Regions from separate parts of the Homo sapiens genome. Here region 1 is linked to region 2. A link is an interaction called in ENCODE POLR2A ChIA-PET data of the cell type or tissue named here. Cell type or tissue: Panc1. All regions are shown on one strand. Links, peaks and the distances in the headings refer to the core of each region. The heading gives the core; the rest is flanking DNA.

Region 1 (9,763 bases), core at 1,123-9,122, 250 kb before region 2:
CACTGCACTCCAGCCCAGGCAACAGAGCAAGGCTCAGTCTCAAAAAAAAAAAAAAAAAGTGTAAGACAGTATACTGAAAACTACAAAACATTGTTGAAAGAAATTTTAAAAGACTTAACAATGAAGAAATAAATGGAAAGACATCCCATGTTCATAGATTGGTAAACTTACTACTTTTAAGATTCCAACACTCTTCAATTGATCTACGGAGTCAATGTAATTGCTAGCAGAATTCCAACTGCCTTTTTGTGTAAAAGTTGACAAATTGATCCTAAAATCCATCTGGAAACGCAAATGCCCCAGGATAGCCAGAAAATCTTGAAAAAGAAGAACAACATTTGATGACATACTTCCTGATTTCAAAACTTACTACAAAGCTATGGTAATCAAGGCCATGTAGTACTGGCATAAAGATAATTATATAGCTCAATAGGATACAATTGAAAGTCCAGAAATAAGCACTTACATTATAGTCCATTGATTTTTGACTAGGATTCCAAGACAATTCAGTGGGGGAAAGAATGGTCTTTTTAACAAATGATGCTTAGACAACTGGATATCCACATGCAAAAGAATAAAGTTGGACCCTTACCTTACACCAAATGCAAAAATTAACTCAAAGGGTCATAACCTAAATTTAAGAACTAAAAAACCTTTTAGAAGAAAACGGGTAAATCTTTGTGACCTTTGGGTTAGGCAAAGCCTTCTTAGACATAACATCAAAAGCATGAATGACAAAAGAAAAAAATTGGATAAATTGGATTTTATCAAAGTTGGAAACTTTTATGCTTCAAAGTGGCATCAATAAAGTGAAAAGACAACCCTCAGAATGGAAGAAAATCTGCGAATCATATATACAATGGGGTCTTGTATCTAGAATATGCAAAGAACACTTACAACTCAACAATAAACAATAACCATTTCCCATCCTGGCTAACATGGTGAAACCCCGTCTCTACTAAAAATACAAAAAATTAGCCGGGCGTGGTGGCGGGCGCCTGTGGTCCCAGCTACTCCGGAGGCTGAGGCAGGAGAATGGCGTGAACGTGGGAGGCGGAGCTTACAGTGAGCCGAGATCGTGCCACTGCATTCCAGCCCGGGCGACAGAGCGAGACCCTGTCTCAAAAAAAAAAAAAAAAAAAGAAAATAACCATTTCTCCAAAGAAGGTATACAACTGACCAACAAGTACATGAAAAAATGCACATCATTCGGGAGGCGGAGCTTGCAGTGAGCCGAGATTGCGCCACTGCACTACAGCCTGGGCAACAGAGCAAGACTCCATCTCAAAAAAAAAAAAAATGCACATCATTAGTCATTAGGGAAATGCAAATCAAAACCACAATGAGATACCACTTCATACCCGCTAGGATTACTGTAAGCCAAAAGTCTGACCATATCAAGTGTTGGATAGAATGTGAAGGAACTGTAACCTTCATATGCCACTGATGGGAATGTAAAATGGTGCCACTCCTTGGTAAAACAGTCTGGGAATTACTCAAAATGTTCAACACAGAGTTGCCATATGACCCAGCAATTCCACTCCTAGGTATGTACTCCCAGAGAATTGAAAACATATGTCCTCACGAAAACTTGGTACATGAATGTTCATAGCAACATTATTTATCTCTTAGAATTAGAAAACAGTTTTGTAACTAACTCCAAATGAAATAAATCAGTCAAAGATTACCAATGCTAAAACCGTTTGGTAAATGTTGAATGGGAGCTGAATATCCACAGTGCCAAAATATCACCCTATAGGTTACTTGCTAGTCATAAAAATAGAAAATGTCATAATTGACTATCTGGTTGTTTTCACCTTAACCCAGTAATCAAACTTAACATTACTAGTGGGAAATTATACTGCTGAAGGACAGAATACAGGTTGGACCACTTGGAAAGCAGCTGAAATATTGAAAACTCTTTTTTTTTTTTTCCAAGACAGAGTCTTGCTCTGTCGCCCAGGCTGGAGTGCAGTGGCGTGATCTCGGCTCACTGCAACCTCTGCCTCCCGGGTTTAAATGATTCTCCTGCCTCAGTCTCCAGAGTAGCTGGGATTACAAGCGCACGCCACCACACCCAGCTAATTTTTGTATTTTTAGTAGAGACGGGGTTTCACCATGTTGGGCAGGCTGGTCTCAAACTCCTGACCTCGTGATCCACCCGCCTCAGCTTCCCAAAGTGCTGGGATTACAGGCGTGAGCCACCGCACCTGGCCCATTGAAAACGTTTATGGTTAGCCTTTGATCAAGCAAGAGTGATTTACAAACAGCACCAGTTCATAAGGTGGCCAGCCATCCTTGTTTGCTTGGAACTTTTCCGGTTTTTGCATTGGAAGTCCCACATACTGAAAAATTCATCATTGGTCCCTGAGCCAGCAAAATTACTTTTGTACCCCTTCTCCAGGTTCTCACCTCCCTGCTCGAATCCTGGAATTAGGGAAGGAGGAATTGAATAACAAGGAAAAATGATAAAAAGTAATGAGACTTTGTTCCCCAGAAGTAACTGGTCCCTGAGCCAATAAAGGAGAGAAGCTTTTTTTTTTTTTTTTGAAGGAGGGATATTTTTACTTAATGAAAGCACATGTCATGAAATTTTAAAAGGCAAAAGCATCGCAAGTCATAATGAAATTCTCATTTCCTCCTTCCAAGCTTATTTATTTTCTAGCAAAATATATTGTTTCAACTCCCAGGCTTAAGGGAAATAATCTTTGATATAAGAAGTTATTGTGGAAAGTCATTAAGCTGTCATGCCCAAACCAAATGTTCATACCCCACTCCTTATCAAAGAGCACCAGAAAATGCACCCACACAAGATCCCCTGCAAGCAGAGACCATATGCTTTGTTGAAATGGTTGAGCTAAGAGATCAAAGAAGCTTTAATAGAAAACCAAAGCCATACTCAAACCATCCTGCAGCTAAAACAGAATCTCAGCATGTCAAAGCAGAAAGGAAAATCAGCATGAAAAGATATTTTATTTAACACTCACAGGACGCTGCCTAGGAACCAGGCACTATTCCAGGCACCGTCCAAGTGTTCACTCATCGAATCCCTGCTGCAAACTGTGAGGCAGGTGGTATTAGCTCAGTCATCCCCATTTCACAGATGGGGAAACTGAGGGACGGAGCACTTAAGTCCTGTGCACCCAGGTAGCTAGATCCAGAGTCCACGACATGCATGTGACCACTCTACTACACAGCCATGTGGTTGTGGTCTAGAGGTGTTAACTAACTTGCCAGCGGTTAGCACTGAACGATTGTGTGGGTTTCATACAGGACTGCGACCCATCTTTTAAAAAAGTTCTTGCTAAGAATTACCACAAAAACAAACGTGTATGGCATCTAAAAACTAAAACAGTGCTAGGCATGGTGGCACGAGCCTGCAGTCCCAGTGACTTGGGAGGCTAAGGTGGGAGGATCTCCTGAGGCCAGGACTTCCAGACCAGCCTGAGAAACATAGCAAGGTCCCATCTCTACAAATAAATACATAAACAAATAAATATAAATAAAGCATATGCAGCCTCAGCGACATTTTAGGCAGTTTAAGAACATCTCTACTCTACTATTTTTCCTTTTTTTTTTTTTTGAGACAAAGTCACTCTGTCACCCAGGCTGGAGTGCAATGGCACAATCTCGGCTTACTGCCACCTCTGCCTCCCGGGTTCAAGCGATTCCCCTGCCCCAGCCTCCTGAGTAGCTGGGACTACAGGCACGTGCCACCACACCCAGCAAATTTTGTGATTTTAGTAGAGATGGGTCTTCACCGTGCTGGCCAGGCTGTTCTCGAACAGGAGAGAAGCTTTAAATTGGATGTTGGCTTTGTTGTTGTTGTTGTTGTTGTCGATGTTTTTGGTGGGTAATAAAAATGTTCCCAAATTGGTTGTGGCAGTGGTTGCACAACTCTGTGAATATGCTAAAAACCATTGACTTGTACACTTCAAGCGGTTGAATTGCATGTAATTTCATCTTAATAAGGCTGTTTAAAAATGGATGTGAGAAAGAAGTTTCAGATTAGATTAGCCTGGACCTTTTTATACCTGAGAGAGACCAAAAAGCTGTAGGATCTGCCTTGAGATGTGGTCAAGACAAGGGAAGGGGCTGGGCGCTGTGGCTCACGCCTGTAATCCCAGCACTTTGGGAGGCCGAGGCTGGCGGATCACCTGAGGTCAGGAGTTCAAGACCAGCCTAGCCAACATGGTGAAACCCCGTCTCTACTAAAAATACAAAAATTAGCCGTGTGGCTCACGCCTGTAATCCCAGCACTTTGGGAGGCTGAGGCAGGCGGATCACGAGGTCAGGAGATCAAGACCATCCTGGCTAACATAGTGAAACCCCGTCTCTACTAAAAAGACAAAAAATTAGCCAGGCATAGTGGCACGCGCCTGTAGTCTCAGCTACTCGGGAGGTTGAGGCAGGAGAATCGCTTGAACCCAGGAGGCGGAGGTTGCAGTGAGCCGAGATCGCGCCACTGCACTCCAGCCTGGATGATAGAGCGAGACCCTGTCTCAAAAAAAAAGAAAAAAAAAGTTAGCTGGGCGTGGTGCCGCGTGCCTGTAATCCCAGCTCCTCGGGAGACTGAGGCAGGAGAATCGCTTGAACCCAGGAGGCAGAGGTTGCCACAAGCTGAGATTGTACCACTGCACTCCAGCTTGGGCAGCAGAGCGAGACTTCATCTCAAAAAAAAAAAAAAAAAAAAAGACAAGGGAAGAGAGTTTCACATGGCACAGTTGAAGACACAGGTGGGAGCAAAATACTATTTCTTATTTGTTCTCTAGTTTACGTCTTTCGGTAAACTGGCTACACTGGTTTGATTGGATATTTTTTCCCCTACAACCAAGAGTTGTGACGAAAATATTCAATCCACCCATTCCTGTGCAGATGAAAAATTTTATCCTTTAAAATCACAATGTTGTGTATTTGGATTGTATTGCTCTGGTTCCTCACAGAATTTTTTTAAAAAATATCAGACCACATTGGCATTATGCCACTAGTCTATACTGAAAATGTATTCGAGGCCAGGCACAGTGGCTCATGCCTGTAATCCCAGCTCCTTGGGAGGCTGAAGCAGGTGGATCGCTTGAGCTCAGCAGTTTGAGATGAGCCTGGGCAACATGGCAAAACCCCATCTCTACAAAAAAATACAAAAATTAGCTGGTCATGGTGGTGCGCACTTGTAGTCCCAGCTACTGGGGAGGCTGAGGTGGGAGAATCGCGTAAGCCCTAGAGATGGAGGTTGCAGTGAGCTGGAGGTTGCAGTGAGCTGAGATCACACCACTGCACTCCAGCCTGGACAATAGAGCAACACTATCTCAAAAAAAAAAATTAGAAACAGCTGTATAAAATATTTATATAGGTGTGTCATTGGAGCCCTAGAAGAGAATGTTTTTCTTAAGTGTTAGCCTGAGGAGTAGCTGGGCTTCTGAACAATTGGTTTGTATATGGAATTATATCATTATAAAGACATTTTTTTTTTTGTCTGCCTAGCTCTTTTCCTTTCTGAAGCTGCCCCTGAATAATGATGCTTTCCTGGTGCGACTGTTAATCACATAGATTTAATTCCCCTGCCCATGGGAGGGGAATTGGCTAGCCAGTCAGAATGCCTCATTCCTTTGTTCATATTCATTGGTCCAGAGCTGGGAACACAACACAAACAGGGCTGTTCAGAATCCTACGAAAGACTTTTCCTGGAGCTGTCAGGAAAGAGACACTCTTTTTGCTAGGGTTACTGGTCATGAGGACCATGTAAGTCTAGAGCTTTCGTAGCCATTTTTACCACCAAGTGGGAAGAGCCTACTTGAGAACGAAACCAACACAGTTGCAAACGTCCTAAGGATGTTGTTTGAGACTCTGAACCCATCTGCGCCTAAAGCTAGATCATTCATGGACTTTTCTATTAAATTAGCCAATACATTTTCTTTTTCATTTTTTTGTTTATACCAGTTTGATTTGGATCTCTGTCCCTTGCAACCAAAAGAAGCCTCACTGATATAGTCTCTGATTAAGTTTCCCTCCTTTCATTGGTACATAGGAAGGAAGCTCAGAGTCAAAATTGCAGCCCACATGTAGCAAGTGGACAGGATCCTATTGAATGAATTTTGTATAATGGGCTTGTCCCTCGTTTTATCTTCTTTTTTCTATTCTTTTTTTCTTCACTCACATTGTATCTTGTTATATTTTACATGTTTTTCTAAGCCACTACAAATTCTTTTTACAATATGACAATAAATAGTAGAGATTGTTTCCCACATTGTCCTGAATCTGGACTACAATAAAACTAAAGGTTTATTTCTAACGTACATCATTGGTTTCCTGTCCAGACTTCATCTCTCCCTTCTCTTCCAACCCTGGTTTTGTCCTAGAAATCACTCTTCTTCCATGTAGCCCATGTGCTTTAGGGAAGGCTGACCTTACCACAGCTTCAGGATGGGCCTGATTAATCCAAGAGTAACCTCATCCTTGTAAGGAATTGATTCAGGAATTTACACCACTGAGATACCAGGAGAAGTTTGCTGGTGGATTCTACTTCTGGGAGACCTACTGAAAATGACCTTTTCCGTCTTTTACTATATGTTATGGTGTGTGGGTGTGAGTCCTGAAACTGTTGCAGCCATCTCACCCACCTATTTGAGGATTACGCTGATGGCGAAAGAGAACAAAACAAAGAATGAGAGGAAGTTGGAGCAGAGCCACTAGAGTAAGTCAAGCCTGAGAACTGGTCTATTTGTGGGTTCTGGTTATTTGAACCAATAAGTATTTTCATTCAAGTCACTTCGAGTTGGTTATACCCTTTTTTTTTTTTATTTTTTATTTTTCGAGACAAAGCCTTGCTCTGTCGCTCAGGCTGGAGCACAGTGGCATGACCTCAGCTCACTGCTGTCTTCACCTCCTGGGTTCAAGTGATTCTTCTTCCTCAGTCTCCTGAGTAGCTGGGATTACAGGCACATGCCACCATGCCCAGCTAATTTTTTTTTTTTTGTTAGAGCCGGAGTTTCACCATGTTGGCCAGGCTGGTCTCAAACTCCTGTCCTCTAGTGATCTGCCCGCCTCAGCCTTCCAAAGTGCTGGGATTACAGGCGTGAGCCACCATGCCCAGCCGAAGTTGGGTATACCCTTTAGAAGAATTTTAATATAATTGGAGAATAAGTTCATTTTCCCTCTAGCAGTTGCTAGTGACCTTTGTTAGTAGGGTTAAGAACCTTCCAAAGCTCTGTTACAGTATGACAGTCATTTGCAAGAGATATCCTATCTTTAGGAAAACTATCTTACTAGTTAAGTCATTTGGGTTGGCTGAGTTCAATGGCTTTTAAACCACCATACAGCTTACATAAGCCACTCAGAGTTCAGTCGACTTCATAAAGTACTTTGTACCTTGAAATTGTTTAGAAGTCAATTATAGTTTCTGTGAAGATAAGGCACCTGTAAATAAGTGATCCTATTTGGAGATCTTTCAACTCATTCACAAGGGTCCACTTACAAGATACCGAAGTAATGGCCCTTACCTTCTTTATAGGTCAAAAGAAACAGAATCTCCTTCTCCTGGATACATGATACAACACAGTTGTCTCTCATGTCAGAAGTCATGATTACGAGAATAGCACACTTTAGCCCATATCCTTGTACCCAGCACTGTACTCGATGCTCTGTGGATGCAACCTCAATGGTAAAATAATTTAAGCTCAAAGTAAGATATTCTTTCAATAAGATGTAGACCTCTTACTGCAAACTCCTTTTGCAAATTACCACTTGGTAATCTCTCTCAAATATGTCCCAAAACAACAAGTTAAAAAAAAAAACTAGCTGAAAAGCTAAGTGCTAATAAAAGCACTCTCAAAATTTCTACTTATATGTCTGAACATATATAAACACACAGAGAAATACATATTTTACAGTGCTAATATTTTAAGTGCTAATAAAAGCACTCTGAAAATTTCTACTTGTATGTCTGAACATATATAAACACACAGAGAAATACATATTTTACACTCTTGGCAGTAGGCTTAAAGATATTTGTTCAGCAAATTTTCTTGGGCCCACTAATTTGGCCATTCTCATGTTCTCAATTCACAAAACTATCTATAATAATAGTCCAAATATAAATTATAAGAATGAATTTGTTATTATGCACTTAAATAAGTTCATAGTAAAAAGACCAACATATGTCAAGGTAGTGTTTTTCCTTACCATGATAAAAATAATAAGAGCTATCTATGACAAACCCACAGCCAATATCATACTGAATGGGCAAAAACTGGAAGCATTCCCTTTGAAAACTGGCACAAGACAGGGATGCCCTCTCTCACCGCTCCTATTCAACATAGTGTTGGAAGTTCTGGCCAGGGCAATCAGGCAGGAGAAGGAAATAAAGGGTATTCAATTAGGAAAAGAGGAAGTCAAATTGTCCCTGTTTGCAGACGACATGATTGTTTATCTAGAAAACCCCATCGTCTCAGCCCAAAATCTCCTTAAGCTGATAAGCAACTTCAGCAAAGTCTCAGGATACAAAATCAATGTACAAAAATCACAAGCATTCTTATACACCAACAACAGACAAACAGAGAGCCAAATCATGAGTGAACTCCCATTCACAATTGCTTCAAAGAGAATAAAATACCTAGGAATCCAACTTACAAGGGTTGTGAAGGACCTCTTCAAGGAGAACTACAAACCACTGCTCAAGGAAATAAAAGAGGACACAAACAAATGGAAGAACATTCCATGCTCATGGGTAGGAAGAATCAATATCGTGAAAATGGCCATACTGCCCAAGGTAATTTACAGATTCAATACCATCCCCATCAAGCTACCAATGACTTTCTTCACAGAATTGGAAAAAACTACTTTAAAGTTCATATGGAACCAAAAAAGAGCCCGCATCGCCAAGTCAATCCTAAGCCAAAAGAACAAAGCTGGAGGCATCACACTACCTGACTTCAAACTATACTACAAGGCTACAGTAACCAAAACAGCATGGTACTGGTACCAAAACAGAGATATAGATCAATGGAACAGAACAGAGCCCTCAGAAATAATGCCACATATCTACAACTATCTGATCTTTGACAAACCTGAGAAAAACAAGCAATGGGGAAAGGATTCCCTATTTAATAAATGGTGCTGGGAAAACTGGCTAGCCATATGTAGAAAGCTGAAACTGGATCCCTTCCTTACACCTTATACAAAAATCAATTCAAGATGGATTAAAGATTTAAACGTTAGACCTAAAACCATAAAAACCCTAGAAGAAAACCTAGGCATTACCATTCAGGACATAGGCGTGGGCAAGGACTTCATGTCCAAAACACCAAAAGCAATGGCAACAAAAGCCAAAATTGACAAATGGGATCTAATTAAACTCAAGAGCTTCTGCACAGCAAAAGAAACTACCATCAGAGTGAACAGGCAACCTACAACATGGGAGAAAATTTTCGCAACCTACTCATCTGACAAAGGGCTAATATCCAGAATCTACAATGAACTCAAACAAATTTACAAGAAAAAAACAAACAACCCCATCAAAAAGTGGGCGAAGGACATGAACAGACACTTCTCAAAAGAAGACATTTATGCAGCCAAAAAACACATGAAGAAATGCTCATCATCACTGGCCATCAGAGAAATGCAAATCAAAACCACTATGAGATATCATCTCACACCAGTTAGAATGGCAATCATTAAAAAGTCAGGAAACAACAGGTGCTGGAGAGGATGTGGAGAAATAGGAACACTTTTACACTGTTGGTGGGACTGTAAACTAGTTCAACCATTG
Region 2 (9,763 bases), core at 1,100-9,099:
TAGGTCATTTCTGGTTTGGTGAGCCATGGTAAAGAGATTGATTTTTGTGATAAGTTGATGTATTGAGACGTGATTAAAATATCCCCAAATGAAGGGACTGAAATGAAAATAACCAAACGAGATAAATGTGTGTGGAACTGCCTTGTTAACAATAAGGATTATATCTGTATATGTCATATTAAAACTAAAAAGTACATTGTTTTTCCCCTTGAATAATCCTCAATAAACCAAAACACAGAATGGCTCAATTCATATTTTGATTCATCTAATTGATTAAAACTATTTGGGTGTGTCATCCTTTGATATACCGTAAGTACTATCACGGTTATGAGGGGCTGCACCATGAACTAACAGTTTGGCATGACTTGGCCCCATATCAAAGGCAACTCCCTCTGGCTTCCCCCCACAATGCACCATGTCACAGCCATAAGCTGTTGTTTGCAATGGCAAGCAGATGAGAGTAGTGAGCTGCTGAAACTAATCAAAGCTGGCCTTGCTCATGCTATGTCAGCTAACCGTCCATCCTGGAATAGCCAGGGGACCAAATTCCAGGGTGGTGGGGAGGAGGGGATGTATAGATAAAATACTGTTAATATATGCTTATTTCTATTATAAAAGAAAATGTGATCCAACAACCTAGTGATAGAACATGGAAGACATAGGTTTGCATCCTAAAATGTCAGACATCACATGAAAATACTAACAACTATTCATCAAAATGTTGACACAATGCACCTGGCAGTCTCATGGCCAAGGTTCAGAACGGTGAGAATTCAAGTTGAAAAGAGATCGACAGAGGAAGATTGGTGATCAGATCTCACAGGCAAAGGAGAAGTCAGCATGGTTTTCTTTTCTTTTTTTTTTTGAGACGGAGTTTCACTCTTGTTGCCCAGGCTGGAGTGCAATGGCGGGATCTCGGCTCACTGCAACCTCCGCCTCCCGAGTTCAAGCAATTCTCCTGCCTAAGCCTCCCAAGTATCTGGGATTACAGGCGCCCACCACCACAACCGTTTAATTTTTCTATTTTTAGTAGAGATGGGGATTCACCTCGTTGGCCAGGCTGTTCTCGAACTCCTGACCTCACCTCAGGTGATCCACTTGCCTCGGCCTCCCAAAGTGCTGGGATTACAGGCGGAGCCACCACACCCGGCCAAGTCAGGATAGTTTTCACAGAGGGCATCTGTCTGGTGGACTTGAACTAGGACAAGGCCAACTCCTAGAAGACAACAGAGGCCATTTGGTTTCATTTAGGGATAGACCCTGGTTGGCAAGAGTAAGACCAGGTCTTGTTTTGTTCTTCCTAGAAGAGAACAGACCCTATAAGAAAGCTTCTGTATTCTGAAGAAAAGACTGTATCATGTTTATCTTCAGGGCTGTTCTTAATATATTGATATATTGATGCCTAGGGACTCCTCTTCCTATCTACTTGCAGAAGCTTGAATTGGTTTACGGGAAAACAGAGAATTATTTCACACTCAGAAGTAAAAACCATGGCTGGACGCAATGTCTCACACCTGTAATCCCAGCACTCTGGGAGGCTGAGGTGGGGTGGATCGCTTGAGGCCAAGAGTTCAAGACCAGCCTGGCCAACATGCTGAAACCCTGTCTCTACTAAAAATACAAAACTTAGCCGGGCATGGTGGTGTGTGGCTGTAATCCCAGCTACTTGGAAGGCTGATGTGTGAGATGTATCTCCCTCAAACCTTGCTACAACATTAGTAATGTACCAATGTCTGACATTAAAAAAAAATCATTGGCTTGTAAAATAAAAGCCTTCTATAAACTACAGTGTGTTTCAAATACTATATTTGAGTATTTTTAAAAAGAACAAAATTGTGGTCACTTTATTTCTTCATTTATTTATTCTTCCTCTGATTCCAGAAAGGATTTAAGGAAACTCACTCAATTCCTTTGATCTAGTGCCGGGATGGACTTCATCCCAAAGGGCTCACATGGGACAATCTAAAAGGAAGTCAAAGATGCCTTTTCTCCCCGCTCCTGCGGGGTGAACATGGATCCAAGGGGTGACTTTCTTTGCCGAAGTAGGGGGATCACCTGAGGTCAGGAGTTTGAGACCAGCCTGACCAACATGGTGAAACCCCGTCTCTACTAAAAATACAAAATATACTTGGGCATGGTGTTGCACACCTGTAATCCCAGCTACTCAGGAGGCTGAGGCAGGAGAATAGCTTGAACCTGGGAGGCGGAGGTTGCAGTGAACCGAGATCGTGCCACTGCACTCCAGCCTGGGCAACAGAGTAAGATTCCATCTCCAGAAAAAATAAAATAAAATAAGGGCCAGGCATGGTGGGGCACGCCTGTAATCCCAGCACTTTGGAAGGCCGAGGTGGGTGGATCACCTGAGATCGGGAGATCTAGACCAGCCTGACCAACATGGTGAAAACCTGTCTCTACTAAATACAAAAAAATTAGCCGGGTGTGGTGGCGCATGCCTGTAATCCCAGCTGCTTGGGAGGCTGAGGCAGGAGAATTGCTTGAACCCAGGAGGCGGAGGTTGCAGTGAGCTAAGATCATGCCATTGCACTCCAACCTGGGCAACAAGAGCGAAATTCCATTTAAAAATAAAAAATAAGAATCAATAAAAACAAATTAACTAAAAGAGAGCATTCTGAATGTTTTCACCACAAAGAAGTAATAAATATTTGAGATGATGGATTTGCTAATTACTCTGATTTGCTAATTATACAATGTATACATATATTGTACCCCATAAATATGTACAATTATATGTCAATGAAAGATAAATAAAACAGAAAAAAGTCACAGTAAAATCAAAATGATGCTTAAATTCAACAAAATTATAATGCTCTTTTGTTGTTTTGTCCACAACCATCATTCCTGTTTTTTTTCTTTTTGAGATGGAGTCTCGCTCTGTTGCCCAGGCTGGAGTGCAGTGGCATGATCTCCACTCACTGCAACCTCTGCCTCCCACGGTCAAGCAATTCTCCTGCCTCAGCCTCCCAAGTAGCTGGGATTGCAGGCATGTGCCACCATGCCCGGCTAACTTTTCTATTTTTAGTAGAGACGGGGTTTTATGTTGGCCAAGCTGGTCTCGAATTCCTGGCCTCAAGTGATCTGCCTGTCTTGATCTCCCAGGGATTTTTTGTTTGTTTGTTTTAATGGGAAACAACTCATCTATACTCGCAGTCCCCCATATTTCCATTCCAGCACCCAGAAGTGATCATATGACCCCAGACTGACCAATCAGAGTCACTGTGATAGTTTTAGAGATAGGCACGTAATCCAGTTTGTGCTATTGAGATTCATGCTCAAGAATCAATAGTTTGTTGCTAAACTGTGTTAAATGAAATTTATAGGAGGCCATTGGGTGGAACTGAGCTCTTGCACTAGGCTTAACAGATAAAACCAAAATGGAGTTACTCATACTGAAGTTTCCACCAAGCCAAAACTAAGCTATTTATTTGATCTTCCAAGAAATCAGGCAAGAAATAGATAATAGCCAAATCCCCAAACAGGCCTGTTTTGGGAAGCATGATGAGGTGGCCCCCTCTGCTTTAACCTTTATAAGGAAAGTAACTTTGTAACAACCAATCAGTTTTTGTTCTGTTCCTGCGTTCTTCAGCCCTCTTCTGCCTATAAAGTCAAATTTCTCTGCTCAACTCATCTGAACACTCATTCTATCTTATAGAATGAGTTGTTGCCCAATTCTAGAATTGCAAATAAAAGCCAATTCGATCTTTAATCTAAATTTGTTGTAATTTTGTCTTTTGATAGCTGAGAGAAGATAAGCTAAAAGGAGCTGTTGTTCACCTTGCCTCATGGAGAGAGACTATGTGAGAATGAAGTCACTACTGAAGACAATGAAATCAAGAAATGGAGAGAGATTCCATACCACCTAACTTAGGCACCTCAATCCAGCTATGTCTGGATTTTTAGTTATATGCCAATAAAGGTCTCATCTCTAAACTACTGGCTCAATATGCCAGTCTAAGATGGAAGATTTACTATTTCCTAGTAAGATGAGAAAAATTTCATTTACAAGACTTCTTTATTCTGAGATTATACCTTTCCTAATTTTTGGTGTTAGAGTATTTACGAATTGATGGTGATAGTGGATAACAATTGTATTTTACCAATAGTCCTTAATAGAAAATTAGAAAGTTAGTCCAAAATAGAAAGTAGCCAGGCATGGTGGCTCATGCCTGTAGCCCCAATACTTCGGGAGGCTGAAGGAGGAGGATCACATGAGCTCAGGAGTTCAAGACCAGCCTGGGCAAGATGGTGAAACCCCCATCTCTACAAAAAATTTAAAAATTAGCCAGGCATAGTGGTACATGCCTGTAGTCTCAGTTACTCAGGAGGCTGAGAAAGGAGGATCACTTGAGCCCAGGAGGTCAAGGTTGCAGGCAGCTGTGATTGTGCCACTGCACTCCAGCCTGGGCAACAGAACAATACCCTATCGAAAAAAAAAAAAAAAAGAAAGTTGGTGGGCCCTTTATCCTTCCATTAAAAAAAAATTAGGTCATTTTGTAGGTCATAAGCATGATGATTGAGTTTTCATGCTCATGCGTGAGATGTACCTCCCTCAAACCTTGCTACAACATTGGTAATGTACCAATGTCTGACATTAAAAAAAATTATTGGCTTGTAAAATAAAAGCCTTCTATAAACTACCGTGTGTTTCAAATACTATATTTGGATATTTTTAAAAAGAACAAAATTGTGGTCACTTTATTTCTTCATTTATTTATTCTTCATCTGATTCCAGAAAGGATTTGAGGAAACTCACTCAATTCCTTTGATCTAGTGCCCGGGATGGACTTCATCCCAAAGGGCTCATATGGGACAATCTAAAAGGAAGTCAAAGATGCCTTTTCTCCCTCCTCCTGCAGGGTGAACATGGATCCAAGCGGTGACTTTCTTTGCCTCCTCCCTGAGACTGCAGGGGGAGGCAGGCAGAGTAACAGCAGAAACAAGCAGTGCTTTTTCTGTTTGGCTTTTCCCCGGGCTGCTGGCCTCTTATCCCTTCATGGCTCCAGGCAGTGCTTCTTAGGTGATGCTACACCCACCTGCAGCAGGGCCTGGTGGGGTGGGGGCGAAGGGGTGCAGGAAGTATGTGAACAGAATGAAGGTGGGAGAAAGAAAGATTAACGAGTAGCAGTGTGGGGAGGATCATGAAGTGGTGAGGGAAAGAATAAGAGACAGTAGGGGTAGGGGGAAGCCTTTATAAATAGTGATATTTAACTTCTGGGAGGAGGGAGAGAAGTGATGTTTGCTTAAGCATTTGCTCAGGGGGAATGTTTACTCATGGTTAAACCCAGAATACAGTTAGTGTTAAAGTAGAAATGAAGCTGCATTCCAGGCAGGAGGTGGGCATGGTGGATTGCAGGGTGTGTGCTGAGAGTGTGTGTATGAGACAAATTGTGGTACCACATGTGTAAAGATGATGCTCTAGACACAGGAAGTCTAACTTCTCCAGTTCTGATGGCAGATTTGTACCAAGTCATGCTGTCCTACTTTCTATATCCTTGCTTTCGAGATGGCTGGTTGGGTTTAGGGGTGTTTTCTGTGGCCACGGAGAAAGTGAATCTTACTGGCTCACTTATTAATAGACTCAGTGTGGTTTGGATGCTACACTGTCTTGGACCTATGCTGAGTTAGACTTCTAGCACATTGAGATCATAAATCAGGAAACTGAGCATGCACACACACCCCCTTACGTTCAAGAGATGCAGTTGCTAGAACCAGGTGGGCTCTTTCCTGCCACAGGGCTCCTGGGCTTGCTATTTGAGTGGCTGCAGCTGTGCCTGGGAGGATGGGGCCCCTGCCTGATCCCGGGCCCCAAGAGGACCGGGATGCCTGGGTCCATAGCCATGGCTTGGGCAGTTGCAGCGGCACCTGGGGAGCTCCTGCCCCAACTCGGAAGGAATGGGGCTCCCGCTGGTCCCTGGCTCCCGCTGGCTCTATTGAGCTTGCAGCCCCAGCTGCACCTCCCTGCTGCAGCCGGCGTGATGGCAGCAGCCACTCCAGATGGCCCGCCGCTGCCATCATAAGCACATGGTGGGTTTCTTTGGCAACCAGACCCATCCTGAAGCTATCTAGGGGCTTTCAGCTACCAGTCATCTCATTAACATAAACTCAGGTGTAATTCAAATTCAGGGGCTTGTTACCGGTAGCAAAAGAGCTCCTATCACCTCTGTCATTCAGGAAGTTACAAGGGTTTTAGAAGTTGTACACCAGGGGACAAAGACAAAATATATATTTCTTAATAGGTCTGCTAAGTTAGGTTTATCATAAAGCTGCCTCCTTACACAGTTCAAGTTCAGTGTAAAGATTTTGCCATACATAGTGAACTATAACCTTATTGGATGCATAAACAGACTGTAACCTATTCTTGTGCCAATCACTGAATTTAAGCCAATCAAAGGTGACCAACTATTCAAAATGTGTCCAAATAAGGCAAATGCAAAGCTGTAACCAATCCAACTGTTTCTGTCCATCACTTTCCTTTTTCTGCCTGTAAGTCTTTTTTGACTACGCAGCTGTGCAGGAGTCTTTCTGAACCTATTCTGCTTTGGGGGCTGCCTGATTTGCAAATCATTCTTTGCTCAATAAACTCTCTGTTAAATTTAATTTGCCTAAGGGTTTTTTTTTTTTTTTTGAGATGAAGTTTCGCTTTTGTCACCCAGGCTGGAGTGCAGTGGTGCAATCTCAGCTCACTGCAACCTCTACCTCCCGGGTTCAAGCGATTCTCCTGCCTCAGCCTCCTGAGTAGCTGGGATTACAGGTGCCTGCCACCACACCCAGCTTTTTTGTTTTTTTGAGACGGAGTCTCGCTCTGTCGCCCAGGCAGGAGTGCAGTGGCATGATCTCAGCTCACTGCAAGCTCTGCCTCCTGGGTTCACGCCATTCTCCTGCCCCAGCCTCCCGAGTAGCTGGGACTGCAGGTGCCCGCCACCACGACCGGCTAATTTTTTGTATTTTTAGTAAAGACAGGGTTTCACCATGTTAGCCAGGATGGTCTTGATTTCCTGACCTCGTGATCCACCCGCCTCAGCCTTCCAAAGTGCTGGGATTACAGGCATGAGCCCGGCCTGTGTTTTTTTTTTTAATAGAGACAGGGTTTCGCTATGTTGGGCAGGTTGGTCTCGAACTCCTGACCTCAGGTGATCCACCTGCCTCGGCCTCCCAAAGTGCTGGGATTACAGGTGTGAGCCACCACGCCCGGCCCTAAGGTTTTCTTTTTAACAGATGGTGTCAGAAATGGGATCTGAAGTAGAGCTTCTACCCCCACCAGGGGCATTGAGTGACTAATGAGGTACCAACCAGACTCATTTTGTCCATTGCTCTCTCTTACAACTGAGGATCGTGGGTATCTTCTCTCTCAGATTCTGAAGCTCTATGGGTTTGTGTTTTGAGCTATCTGTTTGAGTGAATTTTTTATATGAATTGGGTTTGGAAGTTGTGATACAAACTGGACTAGGTCTAGGATCAGATTACATGCAATAGTTAACTGGCTTTGATCCAGTTAGACGCCTCAGATGTCTGAGTGGTTCACAGAGAAACTGGCAGTAAATGGTAATAGCACAGAGGCTGTGAACTTCAGCTTTTAGAAATTCACAGAGATTTTTGTGTTGTAGTATTCCTTTTGTTTCCTTTTCTTGCACACTTAGGTAGAAAAAAAAGCATTAGCTAAGTTAATCAAAGGGATCTGAGAGTTAAGGACAAGATCCAAAGTAAAAATGGGGGTCCCTGGCCAGGCACGGTGGCTCACGCCTGTAATCCCAGCACTTTGGGAGGCCAAGGCGGCGGATCACCTGAGGTCGGGAGTTCAAGACCAGCCTGACCAACATGGAGAAACCGTGTCTCTACTAAAAATACAAAATTAGCCAGGTGTGCTGCCGCATGCCTGTAATCCCAGCTACTAGGGAGGTTAAGGCAGGAGATCACTTGAACCTGGGAGGCGGAGGCTGTGGTGAGCTGAGATCCTGCCATTGCACTCCAGCCTGGGCAACAAGAGTGAGACTCCGTCTCAAAATAATAATAATAATCCTTTACTACTGAAGAACTTAGTACTCCACCTTCCAGCTATGCTTACCTATACATGCATAAATATTAGGCTCTGGAGCCAGGCATGGTGGCTCATGCCTGTAATCCCAGCACTTTGGGAGGCCGAGGCAGACAAATCACGAGGTCAGAAGTTCGAGACCAGCCTGGCCAACATGGTGAAACCCTGTCTCTCCTAAAAATGCAAAAAATTACCTGAGTGTAGTAGTAGGCACCTGTAATCCCAGCTACTCAGGAAGCTGAGGCAGGAGAATCACTTGAACCCGGGAGGCGGAGGTTGCAGTGAGCCGAGATCGCGCCACTGCACTCCAGCCCTGGCAACAGAGTCAGACTCTGTCTCAAAAAAAAAAAAAAAAAAAAAAAAAATTAGGCCCTGGAAGCAGCAAACACAGAAATGGCAACACCTTACTAAAAATAATACAAAACTACAACATTTCAAATGAATACTGCACTTTTAAAAGTGTATTTAAAAATGAGGGCCCCAGGCTGGGCATGGTGGCTGTCGCCTGTAATCCCAGTGCTTTGGGAGTCTGAGGCAGGAGGACTGCTTGAGCCTAGGACTTTGAGACCAGCCTGGGCAATATAGTGAGATCTTGTCTCTACAAAAAACACAACACAATTAGCTAGGTGTGATGCACATACCTGTAGTCATAGCTACTCAGGAGCCTGAGGTGGGAGGATCTCTTGAGCCTAGGAGATTGAGGCTGCAGTGAGCTGTGATCACACCACTACACTTCAGCCTGGGTGACAGAACAAGACCCTGTGTCAAAAAAAAAGTTTTAAAAAATGAGGGCCCCAGGCCAGGCGCAGTGGCTCACGCCTGTAATTCTAGCACTTTGGGAGGCCGAGGCAGGCGGATCACGAGGTCAGGAGATCGAGACCATCCTGGCTAACACAGTGAAACCCCGTCTCTATTAAAAATACAAAAAATTAGCCGGGCATGGTGGTGGGCGCCTGTAGTCCCAGCTACTCGGGAGATTGAGGCAGGAGAATGGCGAGAACCCAGGAGGCGGAGCTTGCGGTGAGCCGAGATTGCGCCACTGCACTCCAGCCTGGGCGACAGAGCAAGACTCTGTCTCAAAAAAAAAAAAACAAACAAACAAAAAAATGAGGTCTCCAGAATTAGTTTCATTCAGAGATAATTATTGATGTACAGAAGCTTCTGAAAAGATTTCAATATTTTTATTGATTTTAAAAAAGATCTGGTTGGGCGCAGTGGCTTATGCCTATAATCTCAGCACTTTGGGAGGCCGAGGTGGGCGGATCACCTGAGGTCAGGAGTTCAAGACCAGCCTGGTCAACATGGCAAAACCCTCTCTCTACTAAAAAACACAAAAATTAGTCAGTCAGGCATGGTGGCAGATACCTGTAATTCCAGCTACTTGGGAGGCTGAGGCAGGAAAATTGCTTGCGCCCAGGAGGCAGAGGTTGCAGTGAGCCGAGATCATGCCATGGCACTCCAGCCTGGGCGACAGAGCGAGACTTCACTTCAAAAAAATAAAAATAAATAAATAAATAAATAAAAAGATATTTATATGTTGTGAAAATGCCAATGAACAACATAGTTTAAAAGTAAATAATTGGCTGGGCATGGTGGCTCACGCCTGTAATCCCAGCACTTTGGGAGGCCACAGTGGGCAGATCACTTGAGGTCAGGAGTTGAAGACCAGCCTGGCCAACATGGTGAAACTTCGTCTCTACTAAAAATACAAAA

What was found. ChIA-PET counts read pairs that join two places held together with the same protein. Peaks named below come from ENCODE experiments on the same cell type or tissue, not always from the same donor. Only the 100,000 strongest peaks of a DNase experiment are listed, where the experiment ranks them.
Region 1: POLR2A ChIA-PET joins it to region 2 with 12 read pairs; 2 of 35 experiments call an interaction of 5 or more read pairs at or near these places.

The regions. Positions count from the first base shown.
Region 1 is chr10:99,763,275-99,773,037 of GRCh38, forward strand. No RefSeq gene overlaps it. Among named protein-coding and RNA genes, the nearest start is that of ABCC2, 14 kb to the right of the region's middle. RefSeq lists a silencer at 3,245-3,294. In Panc1, for the core only: no CTCF peak of the experiment used is centred there; no DNase peak of the experiment used is centred there; H3K27ac peaks cover 4,491 bases.
Region 2 is chr10:100,015,091-100,024,853 of GRCh38, forward strand. LOC124902583 (small nucleolar RNA U13) reads left to right here and starts at 4,504; the gene lies at 4,504-4,609. RefSeq lists a silencer at 5,578-5,777. In Panc1, for the core only: no CTCF peak of the experiment used is centred there; no DNase peak of the experiment used is centred there; H3K4me3 peaks cover 647 bases; H3K27ac peaks cover 2,033 bases.